Linked DNA regions of Homo sapiens: region 2 is linked to region 1. A link is a loop called in an ENCODE intact Hi-C map of the cell type or tissue named here. Cell type or tissue: Panc1. All regions are shown on one strand. Links, peaks and the distances in the headings refer to the core of each region. The heading gives the core; the rest is flanking DNA. Region 1 overlaps LOC124903819 (a long non-coding RNA gene). Region 2 overlaps TTLL10 (tubulin tyrosine ligase like 10).

Region 1 (8,319 bases), core at 295-8,294:
TGGGTGACAGAGCGAGACTCCGTCTCAAAAAACAAATAAATACATAAAATAAAAGTAATAATAATAAAAAAACTGCAGCGAGGGCCCAGCGTGCCCACCACTCATCAACAAGTCAAAGCGCGAACCCTGTGGGTGCAGCAGCCGGACCTCGGGTGTGCTGGCTTTCCGACACCCAAACCAGCAAACCTCACACCCGCTGCTCGCGGAGGGCCGCTGAAGCCGCAGCGAGGTGAGCGAGACTCCCCACTGGGGACAGAGAAAGACCCCTCCTCCCCCAAGTCACAGAAAGACCCCGTCTCCCCCAAGGCAGAGAAAGACCCCGCCTCCCCCATGGCAGAGAAAGACCCCGTCTCCCTCATGGCAGAGAAAGACCCTGCCTCCTCCATGGCAGAGAAAGACCCCGCCTCCCCCAAGGCAGAGAAAGACCCCGCCTCCCCCAAGGCGGGCGGATCACCTGAGGTCAGGAGTTCGAGACCAGCCTAGCCAAAATGGTGAAACCCCGTCTCTATTAAAAATACAAAAATTAGCTGGATGTGGTGGCGGGCGCCTGCAATCCCAGCTACTCGGGAGGCCGAGGCAGGAGAATTTCTTGAACCCAAGAAGCAGAGGTTGTAGTGAGCCGAGATTGTGCCACTGCACTCCAGCCTGGACGACAAGAGCAAAACTCCATCTCAAAAAAAAAAAAAAAACAGAGAGAATTCCAGGGAGGAGGTCACCACGCCGGTGCCGCCCCGGGAGCAGCTCACACTGACTTCACAGACGCACAGGGAGGCCATGGCGCAGGACAGGCAGACCGGCTGGCAGGCCAGCACTCCAGGCTGCTGAGGGGCCGCTGCTGCCAGCTGACGGGGAGGCCCTCGGCCCCCACCCCGCGGCCCCTGCCCTCCTCCGTCCCCCGTCCTTCCCGGGGGGTCCCTGACTGTGACGGACAGCAGTGTGTTTGGTGTCTCCTGTGCCTGCGGAGCGGTTCTGGAGTCTGTCTATGGAGTCTGCTTGTTTGAAGGCTGCTGTGACTTTCTTATATTTATCAGCAAATTTTGGGGATTTTTTTCCAGCGGGCGAATGGCCCAGGGCTGGAAGCAGGGTCCGTGCTCCCCCGAGCTGCTCTCCTGGGCTTCTTGAGGGCTCAGCTCTCCGGAACGAGGTGGATTGAGGATGGGTCCCCTCCAAGTACACTCCACCCCAGGCCCAGCACGAAGGGTACAGAGGGCGAAAGTCTGGATGGGATACCCCAGCCTGGGAATCTGTGCTTGCCTGGGACTCTCAGCAGGAGGTTGGAAGAGGACGGAGGACCCAGGACTCTTTCTGCACAGGGCCTGGGCCATCCACTCTTTGCCCTGGGGTAACTTGAGGGCCTGTGGAGGAAACATCTTTCCTGGAATCCTGGCCTGAGAGGATGCTAAGGGTTAACCCCTGAGGCTGACCCCAAGGGCGTCCATTCCTGCATAAAAGGCCCAGCTCAGCCAGCCCCATCGGCCACCTCTGTCAGGGGAAGAGTGTAGCTCAGGTGAGGTGTCGGGCGGGCCCCTGCTGGCCTCAGAGTCCACCCCTGCAGGCCACACCTCGGCCGCGGCAGTCCCTTTGAAGGAGAGGAAGGCCTGGAGGAGAGGCCTCGAGGCAGACACACACCCTCCCCTGTCCCCGCCACGGTCCTCCGAGCTCCTCCATGCCTGCTTCTGTGGTAGAGGCTCCTGTGGGGGCAGCTGTACTGGGCCCTGAGACCAAGCACTTCCCTGTGGGGTCAACAGGCCACCTCACTGTCTGAGTGCCACCCTGGGGCGTCTTTCTGGGCCACAGCCCCGGGAGCCGGGAGCTCCTCCAGCACCATGGCCTTCCCTATCCTCTCATCAGAACAGAGAGAGCAGGCACGGGGGCCGTCTTGTACCACGCAGACCAGGCTCCAGCAGCCGGGGCTCCCACCGCCCCTGAACCGATCTGGGGACTCACGGTCAGAGGCCCCCCTTTCCCCACATCCCTCCTGCCTCCCCCAGGCGGACAGACCCCTCGGCCTCCACAGCCGCTCAGCGGCTGCCCTGGGGAAAGCCTTCCATGGCCTTCGTCCTGGTGAGCCCTTATTTGTCAAATAAATATTTGCCCAGGGTGGGGCTTGCCACTCAGGGTCAGGCATTAAATGAGCCTAAAGTCCGCGGAGCCTGCAGCAGTGCCGTGGCCCAGGCCAGCAGCAAGTGAGGGGGAGGCTGGACCAGGGGTCTCTGCCTGACCTGGATGCATCTTCCAGCGCTGAGCTCCTGACTCACAGAGACTCTGCAAGGCCAAGGGGTTCTTGGGGTCTGGAGAACGTGGAGACCCCGGAGCTGATGCGAGGCAGCCTCTCCCTGGGTGGGGCAGTGGGTGGCGAAGGGCCCCACCCTCAGCCTGCGAAGCTCCTTCCAAAGAGAACCTGCAGTGCCTGCCCTGCCTGTGCCCACAGGGCTGCAGTTTCCAATAGAACAGAGGCTGAGGGAACCCGGGAATGTGAGGTCTCAGAGGCAGCAACCCCACGCATGTGGCAGCCCCAAGCAGTGAGCGGACTGGGTGCAGGAGGAGGCCCCAACCACGCCCAGAATTCACGTGGCTTCCTGCATGAGTTAGCTGCTGCCGTGTAACAAGTGACCCCACATGCAGTGGCTGGAACATGCACGTTTACCACGTCTGCTTCCAGAGCTCAGAAACTCAGAGCTGTGGACGTAGCAGGAAGCACAATTGCGAAGTGGACAGGGTGGTGGTTTCTCAGAGCTCAACTGCAGGGCATGTGTGTGCATAGGTGTGTGCCCAGGTGTGTGTCCAGGTGTGTGTGCAGGTGTGTGCCCAGGCGTGTGTGCATAGGTGGGTGCCCAAGTGTGTGTGCAGGTGTGTGCTCAGGTGTGTATGCAGTGGTGTGCGCAGGTGTGTGCACAGGTGTGTGTTCTCAGGTGTGTATGCAGTGGTGTGCGCAGGTGTGTGCACAGGTGTGTGGCGTGTGTGCAGGTGTGTGCGCGCAGGAGTGTGCACAGGTGTGTGCTCAGGTGTGTGTGGCATGTGCGCAGGTGTGTGCAGGAGTGTGTGCAGGTGTGTGCGCAGGTGTGTGCAGGTGTGTGCCCAGGTGTGTGCTCAAGTGTATGTAGAGTGTGCGCAGGAGTGTGTGCAGGTGTGTGCTCAGGTGTGTGCTCAAGTGTTTGCAGATACGTGCTGAGGTGTGTGCGCAGGTGTGTGCTCAGGTGTGTGCAGATGTGTGCTCAGGTGTATGTGCAGGTGTGTGTGGTGTGCACAGGTGTGTGCATGGGGGTGTGGGTGGGGTGTGCTCAGGTGTGTGTGTAGGTGTGTGCACAGGTGAGTGCAGATGTGTGCTCAGGTGTGCGCAGGTGTGTTTTCAGGTGTGTGTGCAGGTGTGCTCAGGTTTGTGCACGGGTGTGTGGCGTGTGCACAGGTGTGTGTGCACAGGTGTGTGTGCAGGTGTGTGCACTGTGTGTGCAGGAGTGTGCGCAGGTGTGTGTGGCGTGTGCGCAGGTGTGCGTGCAGGTGTGTGCTCAAGTGTGTGCTGCATGAGCTTCCGTACTTGCTCCTGGGCTTCTCACTGGCCAGGGCTGGTGTCCAGGGCGAGCCATCCCAGGCAGAGCACACAGGACGCAGCGTTTACAGCCCCATCTGGAGAGCACCACCTTCACTTCTGCCTTTGTCCACAAGGGAGGGGCTTGCATGGGGGAAGAGTAAGCGCTGCCTACCCGGGGCCCTGGATGTAGAACGGCCTGCAGCCAGGACTCCCGTCCGGTGTGTTTGGTGTTGCTGTTTTCCTGGAAGCCTCTGCGTCCCATCTGCGGGTTTGCTGGTACTGGTGGCTGACCGGTTAATGGTATGAAGTAGAGCAGTTTTGAGAAGCTCTGCATTTTGTTTTAGCTTCATGCAGGCACACACGACCCTGCGGGGCCAGGAGAGCAACTGCGGAGAAGGCTGTGCCCTGAGGCGGCAGAGCTGAGGCCAACAGCAACCGCAGAAGTGTGGGGCTTGTCCTCGTGCTGCTCCTCAGTGTTCCTCTTCATTTTCACAGACACAGCTCCGTGCTTTGCACGTATTTCACCATCTGTGTCATATGTAATTAAACTGCATCCTTGCACGGCCAAAGCTCTGGCCTGCGTCTGAGTGACTGGCGTCCCTACGGTGAACCAGGGTTTCCTGTGTGGACGCAGGACTTTGGTGCATAGAGACCCGCGTGAGGCAGAGGGGCTGGTGGATGGGGCCCCAGGTGGGCGTCTGGGGTTCGAAGCTGGGGTGTCTGCCCCACGCTGGCCCCAAGGGTGTTGGTCACAGGCCCCACCTCCCCACGGGCGAGGGGCACCCCTTGATTCAGGAGGTAGAATGTGGCAACAGAGAGAGGTGCCATGGGCACGGGAAGACGCCCCCACCTCGCTGAGTCGCCAGCAGGTAGGAAGGGGGGCCCCTGAGGCACGGGGGCCGTCGGGGGATGTGAGGATGGCTGTGGTCTGAGCTTCGAGGTGCCGTAGCTTCACTTCCGAGGGAGCCGGCCTCACAGGCCGAGGCCAGGGGGCCTTCTGCCACCCACCCAGCCCGGCGGGGCTGCCTCCCATCAGCTCCGAAGATCCCCCAGGTCCTGAGAACCCCTGCTCAGGGTCTCCTGAGGAAGGTCCCGGCCACACTGCCTGACTTCCCGGGCAGGAGTCGGAGCGGCTGGGTCGGCAACGCCAAGTGCAGTGCCCAGGTCCGGGCCCGGCACCCGTGAGGGAGAGACGCCACCTGCAGGCGGGCTCAGGGACCTGGCACTGGGGAGACGAGGGTCCGCGGATGCCCCAGCCTGTGCTCCCAGGGCCCCACGACCCAACCCGAGAGTCTCTGCCTGGGTGCCAGGCCCACTGAGGCCACAGGGGAGGGCGGAGGGTGGGGTCCCGGGGAAGCCATGGCGGGACAGAGGCCCCCCAGCCTCCTGCCCAGCCAGGCAGCCGAGCTCCAAAGGCAGCTGCAACCATCGTCATCTCAGCCCTGGCAAGGTTGAGGCTGTCCCACAGCCGCCGGAGGCTCTTTAGCCAGCACAGGACAGTTTCTAGGGAAGAGACGCCCCCCACACAGAGGGTTCCTGAAGCTCTGAGGAGGGAGCACCCACAGCCCAGCCCGCTGGTCCCCACGTCTCCTGGTCGTCCATCGGCCGAGAGCCCAGTGGGCATCAGGGCCAGTGGCTCAGCCTGGGAGGCTCCAGGACCTCAGGGCTGGCACCCCTCTGCCCAGAGCAAGGAAGGCCCCACCCCACCCACAGAACAGGCGCCACGTGAGGCTGGCCTCACCCCTGGGCCTGCTGCGGCTGCTGTAGGGGCAGGAGTCCCAGATGGGGTGGGGTGGGGGAGGGGGGGCAATCCCAGGGGGCAATGGGGGGAGGGGCAGCGTGGGCACCGGGAGGGGCTGGGGGTCGCCACAGCCCTGTTCAGCGCAGAACACAGGGCCTGCCTCCGCAGAGCAGGAGGCTTCAGCCTCGTTGCAGGGCAGCAGCCTGGCTGGGGAGGAGGTGGGGCCATGAACAGCACTTGCCTCCTTTAATTAGGGGATTAACTGCGTGCTGATAATTGAGCCTCCCCCAGCACCTGCCTGTTTGGAAGAGCTAACACCTCCACCTGCTCCTCCCTTAGGCAAGGAGGCCTCTGGGCCCTGCATGTCGGTGTGGGGGGGTGGACAAGGTGTCCAGGCTCAGCACTGCCGGGGGTAAAGGGCACCCAGCTGCAGTTCTGAGCCTCCCTCGTCCACGCACGTCCTGGTGTAGCTATGTGGGGACTGAGCCCCTTCCCCGTGAGCTGAAGAGCACCCCCCATCAGGGAGGCACGGCCTGGCCTGCTGGGAAGAGCAGCCCTTCTGGGAATGGCCTGCGGATAATTGGAGTCCCAGTGCAGTAGGAAGCCAGCGAGCCTTGGCACGCCAGCCCCAGGGACCGCATAGAGGTGACGCAACAGAAACCGAACCCCACCAAGGCCCCCAAAACCGAGCCCCACCGAGGCCCCCAAAACCGAGCCTCACTGAGGTCCCCAGGAGCCCTCAGGAGGAGCTGCTGTTTGGCACGGCTGGGAGCTCCGCCTCAGTTTCCCTCTTTCCGAAGTCATCTCTTAGGCTTTTTGTTTGTTTTTGAGACGGAGTCTCGCTCTGTTGCCAGGCTGGAGTGAAGTGGCGCGATCTCGGCTCACTGCAAGCTCTGCCTCCCGGGTTCAAGTGATTCTCCTGCCTCAGCCTCCCAAGTAGCTGGGATTACAGGCGCATGCCAGCATGTCCAGCTAATTTTTGTATTTTTAGTAGAGACGGGGTTTCACCATGTTGGTCAGGCTGGTCTTGAACTCCTGACCTTGGGTGATCCGCCCGCCTTGGCCTCCCAAAGTGCTGGGATTACAGGCTTGGGCCACCAAGCCCGGCATCTTCTAGGGGTTTTGAACTATTTGTCCAAATAGCCATGTCCTAGAATAAAGGACAAAGTCAAAGGCCCAGAGACCATTAAGCCCAGTCAGGGCCGAGGAGCTCAGGGATCCCCCACCACAGCTTCCCCCAGCGGAGCTCAGGGACCCCCACCCCCCACCCCTGCTTCCCCCAGCGGAACGGCAGGAACAGGAAGGCAGTGTCATAACCAGGAGGCATCCAGGCCCATGTGAGTGGTCCAACCTCCCGCACCCCTGGGGTGCCCGCCCCACCCCTGCTCACCACTGTGATCTGTGATCCAGCTTCACCGTTTTGCCCTTTAAGAGCTGTAGAACCAGGCACGGTGGGAGGGGGGCAGGTCGCATGAGCCTGGGAGTTCCAGACCAGCCGGGTCGACACAGCAAGTCTCCGTCTCTGCTTAAAAACATTTTTAAGAGGGAATGGTAGACCGTGGAACCACCGAGCACGCGCCCTTTTGAGGCAGGATTTTCTCGCCAGCCAAGGCCCTTGGAGTTGTTCAGGTCCCCCCAGATGGACGCTGCCTCCTTTGTTGTTGTTGGTTTTTTTTTTTTTTTCGTTTTTTGGGTTTTTTTTTTTTGGAGATGGAGTCTCGCTCTGTGGCCCAGGGGCGCGATCTCGGTTCACTGAGACCTCTGTCTCCTGGGTTCAAGTGATTCTCATGCCTCAGCCTCCTGAGTAGCTGGAATTACAGGCGTGTGTCACCACACCTGGCTAATTTTTTTTTATTTTTAATGGAGACGTGGTTTCACCATGTTGGCCAGGCCTGTCTCAAACTCCTGACTTCAAGTGATCCGCCCGCCTTGGCCTCTCAAGAGTGCTGGGATTCCAGGCGTGAGCCACCGCGCCCAGCCGGATCCTGGCCTCTTCATGGTGCCCGCTCCTCAGGGTGTCTGCACGGGGTGGGCTCACCACCCACCTGGGGGGGAGTGTTGTTTCGAGTTTGGAGCTATTAAAATGAAGCTGCCGGCGAGTGTGTGAAGTTTTTATTTCTCTGAGATGAATGCCCCAGAATGCCACTGCTGCCTTCCACGGCACCTGCATGTTCCAATTTTTAAGGAACTGCCAAGGGCTCTCCAGGGGGCCGCACCATTCCGCAACCCCCGCAGTGCATGAGGGACCAGCTGTGGCTGTTTAAATCCTGGCCATCTGGACAGGCGGTGGCATCTCCTTCTGCTCTTAATTCACAGCCCACCAGCAAACATTTTACACTGTATTTACAAATGCGTATGTTCTAACTCGTTTGCAAACACTTTGAATTAACAAAATCTTCCCCACTAAATCACTGATATACCTCCAGACTCGTTAAACATATAGTTTGTTCCTAAAATCTCTTAAGTTTTCCAAGACCCTACATAAATGCAGTAAGATTCCACTTACACTACAGAGCCTAAATAATTTCCTCATTTGAAAGATGATTCAGTGGCAAAGCCGACCCTCTCTCAGGACAAGTTCTCTTGAGCATTATGAATGCCGGGCTGGGCACGGCAGCTCACACCTGTGGCCCCAGGTGCTGTGGGAGGCCAAGGCAGGAGGATCCTTGAGCCCGGGCGGTCGAGGCTGCAGTGAGCTACGATGGCACCACCGCACTCCTGCCTGGGCGACAGAGCGAGTCCTCATCTCAACAAAACATCCCGCCCCTACAAAACCCCATGCATTACAAACATAAGATGGTTCTATTTTAATACAAAAAATATTAGTGCACAGCTTTTTAGTTCCCCAACCTTCCCATACTGCACCTGAAGTCTCTGGGGAGGAAAGTGCTCCCTTTCGGGGACACAAACAGCCCGGTTGGCAGAGGTGGGGTCCCTGGTGTGATCTGTGGGCACCTGCGACTTACGATGCTCCCCTGTGGCTTTCAGACCTAGCATCCCTGCTATAACCTGAGGATGGGATTCAGCCCGTGTGGCCCTTAGGGGAGTA
Region 2 (8,275 bases), core at 276-8,275, 61 kb before region 1:
CACTGCACTCCAGCCTGGGCAACAGAATGAGACTCTGTCTCAAAAAAAAAAAAAAAAAATTTCATTGGACTTTTTCCCCAGAAATGGAAAAGCCAATCTTAAAATTCATATGGAATTGTGGAATTGTAAGGGGCCCCTGAATAGCCAAAATAATCTTGAAAAAGAACAATATTGAAAGACTCACATATCCCAATTTCAGGACTTACTACAAAGCTACAGCAATCAAAACCATGTGGTACTGGCATAAAGACAGACATATACACTAATGGAATGGAACTGAGAGTCCAAAAATAAACACTTGCAGCTCTGGTCAATTGGTTTTTGATACTATGCCAGGACCATTCCATGGGGGAAAGAATAGTCTCTTCAACAAATGGTGCTGGGATAACTGGATAGCCACATGCAAGAGAATGCTGTTGGATCCCTAACTCACACCATACACAAAAATTAACTGAAAATGGATCCAAGACCTAAATATAAGAGCTAAAACTATACCATTTTAGAAAGAAACATAAGTGTAATTTTCACTCTGCTGGATTTGGCAATTTTTTTTTTTTTTTGAGATGGAGTCTTGCTCCATCACCCAGGTTGGAGTGCAGCAGTGCGATCTCCACTCACTGCAACCTCTGCCTCCCGGGTTCAAGTGATTCGCTTGCCTCAGCATCTTGAGTAGCTGGGACTACAGGTGCACGCCACCACACCCAGCTAATTTTTGTATTTTTAGTAGAGATGGGGTTTCTCCACATTGGCCAGGCTGGTCTCAAACTCCTGACCTCAGGTGATCCACCTTCCTCAGCCTCCCAAAGTGCAATGGATTTTTATTTTTTTGTTTTTTGAGATGGAGTCTTGCTCTGTTGCCCAGGCTAGAGTGCAGTGGCACGATCTTGGCTCACAGCTACCTCCACCTCCCGGGTTCAAGCAATTCTTCTTTCTCAGCCTCCCAAGTAGCTGGGACTACAAGCACCCACCACCACGCCTGGCTAATTTTCATATTTTTAGTAGAGATGGGGTTTCACCATATTGGTCAGGCTGGTCTTGAACTCCTGACCTCAGGTGATCTAACAACCATGGCCTCCCAAAGTGCTGGGATTACAGGCGTGAGTCACCGCACCTGGCACAATGGATTTTTAGATATGATACTAAAAGCATGAGTAACCAAAGGAAAAAAATGGATAAACTGGATTTCATCAAAACTAAAAGCTTTTGTGGTCAAAGGACATTATCAAGAAAGTGAAAAGACAGCCACAATATTCCAGAAAAATATTGGCAAATCATATGTCTGATAAAGGCCTAGTGTTTAGAATATGTAAAGAACTTTTGGCCGGGCGCGGTGGCTCACACCTATAATCCCAGCACTTTGGGAGGCCGAGGCGGGCAGATCACGAGGTCAGGAGATCGAGACCATCCTGGCTAACACGGTGAAACCCTGTCTCTACTAAAAATACAAAGAATTAGCCGGGCGTGGTGGCGGGCGCCTGTAGTCCCAGCTACTCGGGAGGCTGAGGCAGGAGAATGGCGTGAACCCGGGAGGCGGAGCTTGCAGTGAGCCGAGAATCACATCACTGCACTCCAGCCTGGACGACAGAGCGAGCCTCTGTCTCAAAAAAAAAAAAACAAAAAACAAACAAAAAAAACTTTCACAACTGGATGGTAAAGAACAGCCACAGCGTTTGAATAGACATTTCTCTAAAGAATATACATAGCTGGCCAGTGAACACATGAAGTTATTTGTCATTAGCAAAATGGAAATCAAACCCACAATGAGATATCCCTGCACACCGACCAGATGGTGATTCTTTAATAAAGAAAGGAAAATAACAAGTGTTGGCGAGATCTGGAGAAACTGGAAAAGTGATTCCTGGTTCCTCAGAAAGTTAAGTGTGTCACCCTGTGACCCACGACTCCATTCCTGGGTATTTTCCCAGGAGCACTGAAAATATATATTCATACAAACATTTTTGTGTGAATATTTATAGCAACATTATTCATAACAGCTCAATAATAAAACTGTGTCCACCAGCTGATGGCAAAATATGGTCCATCCATATGACGGAACGTTGTATGAAAGGGATACATGGCTGGGTGCAGTGGCTCACGCCTGTAATCCCAGCACTTTGGGAGGCTGAGGCGGGCGGGTCACCTGAGGTCAGGAGTTTGAGACCAGCCTGGCCAACACGGCAAAACCCCATCTCTACTAAAAATACAAAAATTAGCCGCGCGTGGTGGCGGGCACTTGTAGTTGCAGCTACTTGGGAGGCTGAGGCAGGAGAATTGCTTGAACCCAGGAGGTGGAGGTTGCAGTGAGCTGAGATTGTGCCACTGTACTCCAGCCTGGGCAACAGAGTGAGACTCTGTCTCAAAAAAAAAAAAAAGAAAAGAAAAGGATACGTGAACTACGTGGATGAACCCTGAAAACACCACGGTAAGAGAAAGGAGACAGGAGAGAGAGAGAAGGTCCATCAGCGGTGACCAGGAATGGCCGGCAATGTAGCTGTGATGGCTCGTTAGTAGTGTTTCTTTTTTGAGGTGATGAAATGTTCTGGAATTGGTGGTGATAATTGCACAACTTTTGAAATACTAAAAGCCACTGAACTGCACACTTTAAGATCGTGAATTTTATGTTCTGTGAATTATCGCAATTAAGAGAGAGTTTGGGAGATGTGAGGAAAGTAACTGGAGGCTCCTCTGAGCGCTGCCGTCCCAGCCACAGTGACACACGCCTGTGGGTGAGGAAGGACCATCCCTGGCTGCTGCTTCCGGGGCCTGGCCGGGGTGACCAAGACAGATAAAAGTCCTTCGGCCAAGCCCCGTTTTTATCCCAGTTTCACACCGCGCTGCTCAAGGGCCTTTGCTGCTAGGGCTGTTTGAAGTACCCCACAGGTACCCCCACAGAAAGGAACCCTGCAAAATTAGGACACTCCACCGCACATGGCCCTTAGCTAGGGAGAGTCCGGGCCTGCACGGGCAGCTGCTGCTGCTCCAGGACACCTGGCCCGGGGGCTGCTGTTGGCCCTGCCTGCCAAGTGGAGGATCTGAAAGGAACAAAGACTCTTCACATGGTGGCTGTCACTGAAGCCGAGCTGTCCCCTGACCCTACGGCGAGGCTGCCCGCGGGACTCGTGCCGACAGACCCCCGACTGGGCTTTCCGTCCGGGCCTTTGCTGGCTGCTGGGGACAGGCACTGCCAGCTAAGTGAGCAGAGACGCTGGAAGGGTTTGGTTCCACACGGTCAGGTCACACTTCAGCGCAGCCGCCCACGCACGCCACGGACATCTGTGTGCCTGGTGCCCAGCCTGACCACACACCCCCGCCCCGAGGGATCTCACTCCCAGACTGGAGGGCACAGTGGACGCACCTTGAGGGTGGTGAAGACCCAGTCCTTGGCGAGGCCCCGGGCCTTCCAGAACGTGTCACTGATGTAGCGGTTGAGGTGTTCCATGCTCCACACCGTGTGCTCCTTCAGCAGCATGTACAGAGGGCTCTTCTTCTGCATGAACTGGGGGCACACGGTGCCTGGAGACTGGCTCCCAGACTGTCCGGAGGGCCTGTCCTCACGGGGGTCCCCAAGAGAACATCCCCCTAACCTAGAAGGCTTCTGCATGAACTGGGGGCACACGGTGCCTGGAGACTGGCTCCCAGACTGTCCGGAGGGCCTGTCCTCACGGGGGTCCCCAAGAGAACATCCCCCTAACCTAGAAGGCTTCTGCATGAACTGGGGGCACACGGTGCCTGGAGACTGGCTCCCAGACTGTCCGGAGGGCCTGTCCTCACGGGGGTCCCCAAGAGAACATCCCCCTAACCTAGAAGGCCTGTTCTCTGGGGGTCCCTGAGACAGCCGCCCCTAACCTTGCTCCCCCGGCCCCACCCTGACCTGCCTGCAAAGACCCTCCCACAAAAACCTTCATCCGCTGAGACCCCCCTTCAGCCGTGAGGACCCCACAGATCTTCTCAGAAGGTCCCTACCCTGGACTCTCCCATGAAGACCCGTCCCCAGAAATCTCTGCCCACAGGGCCCCTCCTCTGACAGCCTCAGAATCCCCTCGGTTCCGACGCCCACCCGCACCCCATCCTCAGAAAACTCAGCTGCGGCTTGGGAGCCAGGCTGCACGCTGAGGGCTACAGGGCTCTGAGCCCTTTCACCAGCTAACGGGGTCCCTGCCACGCCCTTCTTCTGACGTGGCCAAAAGCGGGAGGTGAGAGGCAGTGCTCACTGCCAGCGGGGGCAGCCCAGGCTACTTCCAGGCCTGAGACACCTCCCGGCCTGGGCCACCTCCTTCTGTAGCTGCACCCCCTCTGCACCCCCTAGCAGTGAGAACCTCCTTCTAATCTCATCCCAAGGCTGCAGGGAGGGCCCTCACCCATGGCAGACTCACCTGGTTGGTCAAGTGGCCGCCGAGGTCGCTGGAATGGGGGTCGTAAAGGCTAAGGGTGAGGCGAGCATAGCCGTGGCCAAAGAAGATCATGTAGGGTGTGGTGCAGGCAATGAGCAGGTAGGAGCGCACGTCAAACTTTCTCCCGTCCACCAGCAGCGGGTTCTGGATGTACCTGGGGGCACCATGTCGGGGCTGCTGGGCTGAGCCACGGGGCCAGCCTGGCCTGCATCCCCTCACACCCCACCCCGGGCCTGTTCCATTTCCTCAGCGCCCCGCCTCTGTCCCAGGTGTGACCTCCAGGGAAAGGGGGCATTTCTGGGCCTGAATATGTCAGGGGAATTGGGAGGAAAGGCCTGGCACCCTGATGGGTGCTCCAGGGCATAACCGCAGTAGGAGCCTGGAGGGCTGCCTGGAGGAGGAGGGCATGAAGGTGGCTTTGGAGAGGAAGGGAAGGAGCGCGCCAGGCGGGCGCTAGGCAGAGGGAGCACAGCAGGCAGAGGGGGTGCGCCAGGCGGAGAGCTCGCCAGGTGGAGGGACGCGAGGGAGGAGCCGATGGAAGCTGGGGACGGCAGACGGCAGCTGTGGTCAGAGTGAGGCTCTACGAGGGCCGGGGGTGAGGTCGACAGGTCTAAACCTTCAGCCTCGTGCAGCCACGGGGCTTTCTGGAGGAAGCCTTCCCACTCAGGGAAGGAGTGGTCAGCTTGGCCATAGGCCTGAAGGCTGCAGCTGGCTGGCTGGGCCGGGGAGTAGGGGGGCTGGCAGCCGGGAGGCCACCCAGGCCAGGCCACCTGCAGGACAGAGGGGGCCCCAGCTGAAGGACAAACTGACTAACCCCTCAACCCTGGATCCTGTGTCTGTGACCCCGGCCTGGTGTGACCCCTCCCCTCTGCTGGCTACACGGGGGCCCGGCTGTGGTCTGCACAGGGGCTGGTGGTGCGGCTGCTTTCCACGACCAAGGGCTCCTCGGCGGCCCTGCTGACTGCACCAGTGGGGCCCGGGTCAGCCAGCCCAGACCCTCACCCCTCCGGGCACCCGCCGCCGCACCTCTGCACCACCCGCGCCTGAGGCCCCCGGAACGGCGTCTTGTGGTGGATGGGGTCGTCCTCCATGCTCCGGGTCTTGGCCTGCAGGGCGGCAACTTCCTCCTGGTTCCGGAGCAGGAAGATGCCTTTGCCCTGGTTGGAGGCTGTGGGCTTGCAGATCCATATCTGGGTTTCTGCAGAGAGCGCGGCCTGAGCCCCTGGCCTCGCCCCCAACCCAGCCACGCCCCTCCTAGGGCCCGACCAGGACCCTCCCCTCCAGGCTGCGACCCTCGGCCCGGCCATTCCAACCTTGGCCCTGCGCTAACCACACGCCTGGCCCCAGCTCCTGCCCGTGCCTCGACCACGCTCACCCGGACCAAGCTCCAGCCCTGGCCCCAGTGCCCTCATACCCCAACCTCCACGAAGGCCAGACCCTCCCCTTTCCAACTCCTCAGTCCCCACCCAGACCAGGCCCAGCCCTGGCCCCTTCCTGACCACCTCGTCTCGTCCCAGCCCCACGCAGCCCCTCCAGACCCAGCCCTGCCCTCATCAGCCCCCGCCTTGGTCCAGCCCTCACCCTGTCTCCCCAGGGCCAGCCTGGTGTCCGGCCAGCAGCGTCTCACCATCAAACAAGGTGAAAAAGGCCTCTCTCTCGTGTTTGAGGTCCAGGCGGTAGGTCTCTGGGAAAAACTCTTCCATTCTCAGGACCCTGCAGGGCAGGGAGGCAGGAGGATGAGCTGCTGTCCCTTCGCCCCTGGCTGGGTGGGCGGTTTGAGGCCCAGCCTGTGGCCCGGCGGGAGGGAGTGTGGGCAGTGGCACCTGGCGCCCGCGGCCGTTCTCCTTGTGGGGACTTTGCGTTTCCTGCCCCTTTGCAGCACCCCCCCAACGGGCTGTGCTGCTGGCTGCATCCTTCTGGCCGCTGACCCCCACCCGGGCCCCTCCCGCTGGCTGCTTTTTCCCTCATGGTTGCTCTCCCGGCTGGCACCGTCTCAGCCATTTGTGAGCCACCACCTCATGGCAGTGTCCTCACGGCTGGGATGGGCGGAGAGCGTGGCCTGAGCCCCTGGCCCTGCCCCAGCTCTGTGTGCACTGGGGGGTCAGCGTGGATCTCGGCCTGGCCTGGCTGAACCTCTGACTCTAGCTCGTGGTTTTCCTTTGTGTGGGACCCCCGCCCCGCTTTCTCCTTTTCAGACGACACCAGGTTTAGGTCTGAACTTCGGTCTGAAGGGCCCCTCACAGCTGGGCTGAGTCTACCTCTGTGGCCTGAGGTATCCTGGGCTTGTCCACGGGAGGTCCTCCAGGGCGGGCGCTGCTGCGTCCTTTTCCAGCCTGCAGCCCAGGGGACAGAGGGCCTGGACTGAGGGGCCAGCTCATGGTGCTTGGAGCGGGTGGGGACTGGGGGATGGGGCATGGGTGGTGAGTGGGCGGACTGTGAGTTGTGGTGGAAGGAGGTGGCTGGGTGGACGGCGGTGCCTGGGGGAAACAGCTGTGTTGCTCTAGGCTGGAAGTGGACGCTGGACATGGTGTAAAGCTGGTGTCACAGGCAACCAGGGGCGGGGGGTGCAGATGGAGGCAGCTGCGGTTGGCTGGGCGGGTGCTTGGTGCAAAAATGTCTGGGCCAAATGAAGTGAGGAGGGATAGGTGGGTCCATAGAAGGGCAGTGGGCAGGGCTGGGAGCAGGAGGACGAAGTCGCTAGGATGGATGGCCCAGACTTGGGTGAGCGATGGACGGCCTCACTCAGGGCACCCACAGGTGACGGTGGGCACGGTGTGGGATTGTGGATGGATTGGATGGATGTTTGGGGTGAAGGCAGATTGACAGGTGGGTTGTACCTGGGTGGGTCTGTGAGATGGACAGGTGGGTGGGTGTCAGGCCCAGTGGGTTGGGGACGTGTGGGATCTTCCCCGTTCAGCCACGAGGAAGAGGGTGGGTTTATGGGACAGGGGTTTGGCCCTTTAAAGGACAGGTGGAAGGTGGAGGCAGGTGCTGACGGGTGGGGGCTGGGGCCAGCCTGGGAGCCCAGGTGGCCAGGGGCAGGGGCAAGGGCAGGGGCAGGGGCTGGAGCCAGCCTGGGAGCCTGGGTGGCCAGGGGCAGGGGCAAGGGCAGGGGCGGGCGCAGGGGCAGGGGTGGGGCGGGTGCAGGGGCAGGGGCAGGGGCAGGCGTAGGGGCGGGCGCAGGGACGGGGGCAGGGGCAGGGGCAGACTCACCTGGCCTGGACCCCCCCCGGCACCTTGCTGGCCTTGCTCATGGCCCGTGCCCGTCCCCGAAGGGTGCTGAGCAGCCCGATCTTGGTGGTGAGGAGCTTGTTGTTGGGAAGCTGGTACAGCAGCTGCTCTCCTGGAGGTCAGAGGCCAGGGCTCGTGTGGAGGGAGCGCAGGACCTCGGTCCCCACCCCTCCAACCTGCCCTGTGCTCCGGCCCAGGAGGCCCCTGCAGGCTGCCCGCCTCTGGTGCCGGCTCCCGCTACCTTCCCGGAAGCTGCCGTAGCTGTCTCGGCTCTTGACCTCACACCACTTCAGCGTGTAGTCGTCCCGGCGGCTGTCATGGATGCGCTGCCAGCCCTTGCTTTTGCAGTAGGAGCTGATGCTGCGAGGGGTGGGGGCGGGGGTGACCTGGGGGCCGAGGCAAGGGGTTGGGGATGGCGGGCGGCCAGCGGAGGCCGGGCTGGGCCCCGGGAGCAGGCGGTGGGTATTCAGTGGGACCACGGGCGCCCAGGGCCGCTACTCACATTGTGGCCCCGTTGCTGCCTCCAATGTAGAAGAAGGGCCCCGGCCGGGTGCTGTGGGGCGATGGCTTCCCACCCCCCAGCAGGAGCCCCTCCAGGAGGGCAGCTGAGGGCCCGGCGGCGTTAGTGTCATCCGAGTCTGCAGGCCGGTGGC

The links. Peaks named below come from ENCODE experiments on the same cell type or tissue, not always from the same donor. Only the 100,000 strongest peaks of a DNase experiment are listed, where the experiment ranks them.
Region 2: it touches region 1 in a loop (2.2-fold over the local background); 5 of 110 quality-filtered maps call a loop at or near these places.

Annotation. Positions count from the first base shown.
Region 1 is chr1:1,118,682-1,127,000 of GRCh38, reverse strand. LOC124903819 (a long non-coding RNA gene) reads left to right here. Exons shown (of 2, transcript XR_007065349.1): 2 at 1-4,098. Among named protein-coding and RNA genes, the nearest start is that of C1orf159, 6.8 kb to the right of the region's middle. RefSeq lists an enhancer at 3,226-4,044 and a silencer at 4,653-4,992. In Panc1, for the core only: a CTCF peak has its summit at 4,734 (motif pointing left); a DNase peak (open chromatin) is centred at 4,710; H3K4me3 peaks cover 424 bases; H3K27ac peaks cover 565 bases.
Region 2 is chr1:1,180,190-1,188,464 of GRCh38, reverse strand. TTLL10 (tubulin tyrosine ligase like 10) reads right to left here. Exons shown (of 16, transcript NM_001130045.2): 6 at 8,125-8,275; 7 at 7,864-7,982; 8 at 7,605-7,734; 9 at 6,650-6,724; 10 at 6,019-6,104; 11 at 5,418-5,589; 12 at 4,374-4,545; 13 at 3,356-3,496. Among named protein-coding and RNA genes, the nearest start is that of TTLL10-AS1, 4.8 kb to the right of the region's middle. In Panc1, for the core only: no CTCF peak of the experiment used is centred there; no DNase peak of the experiment used is centred there.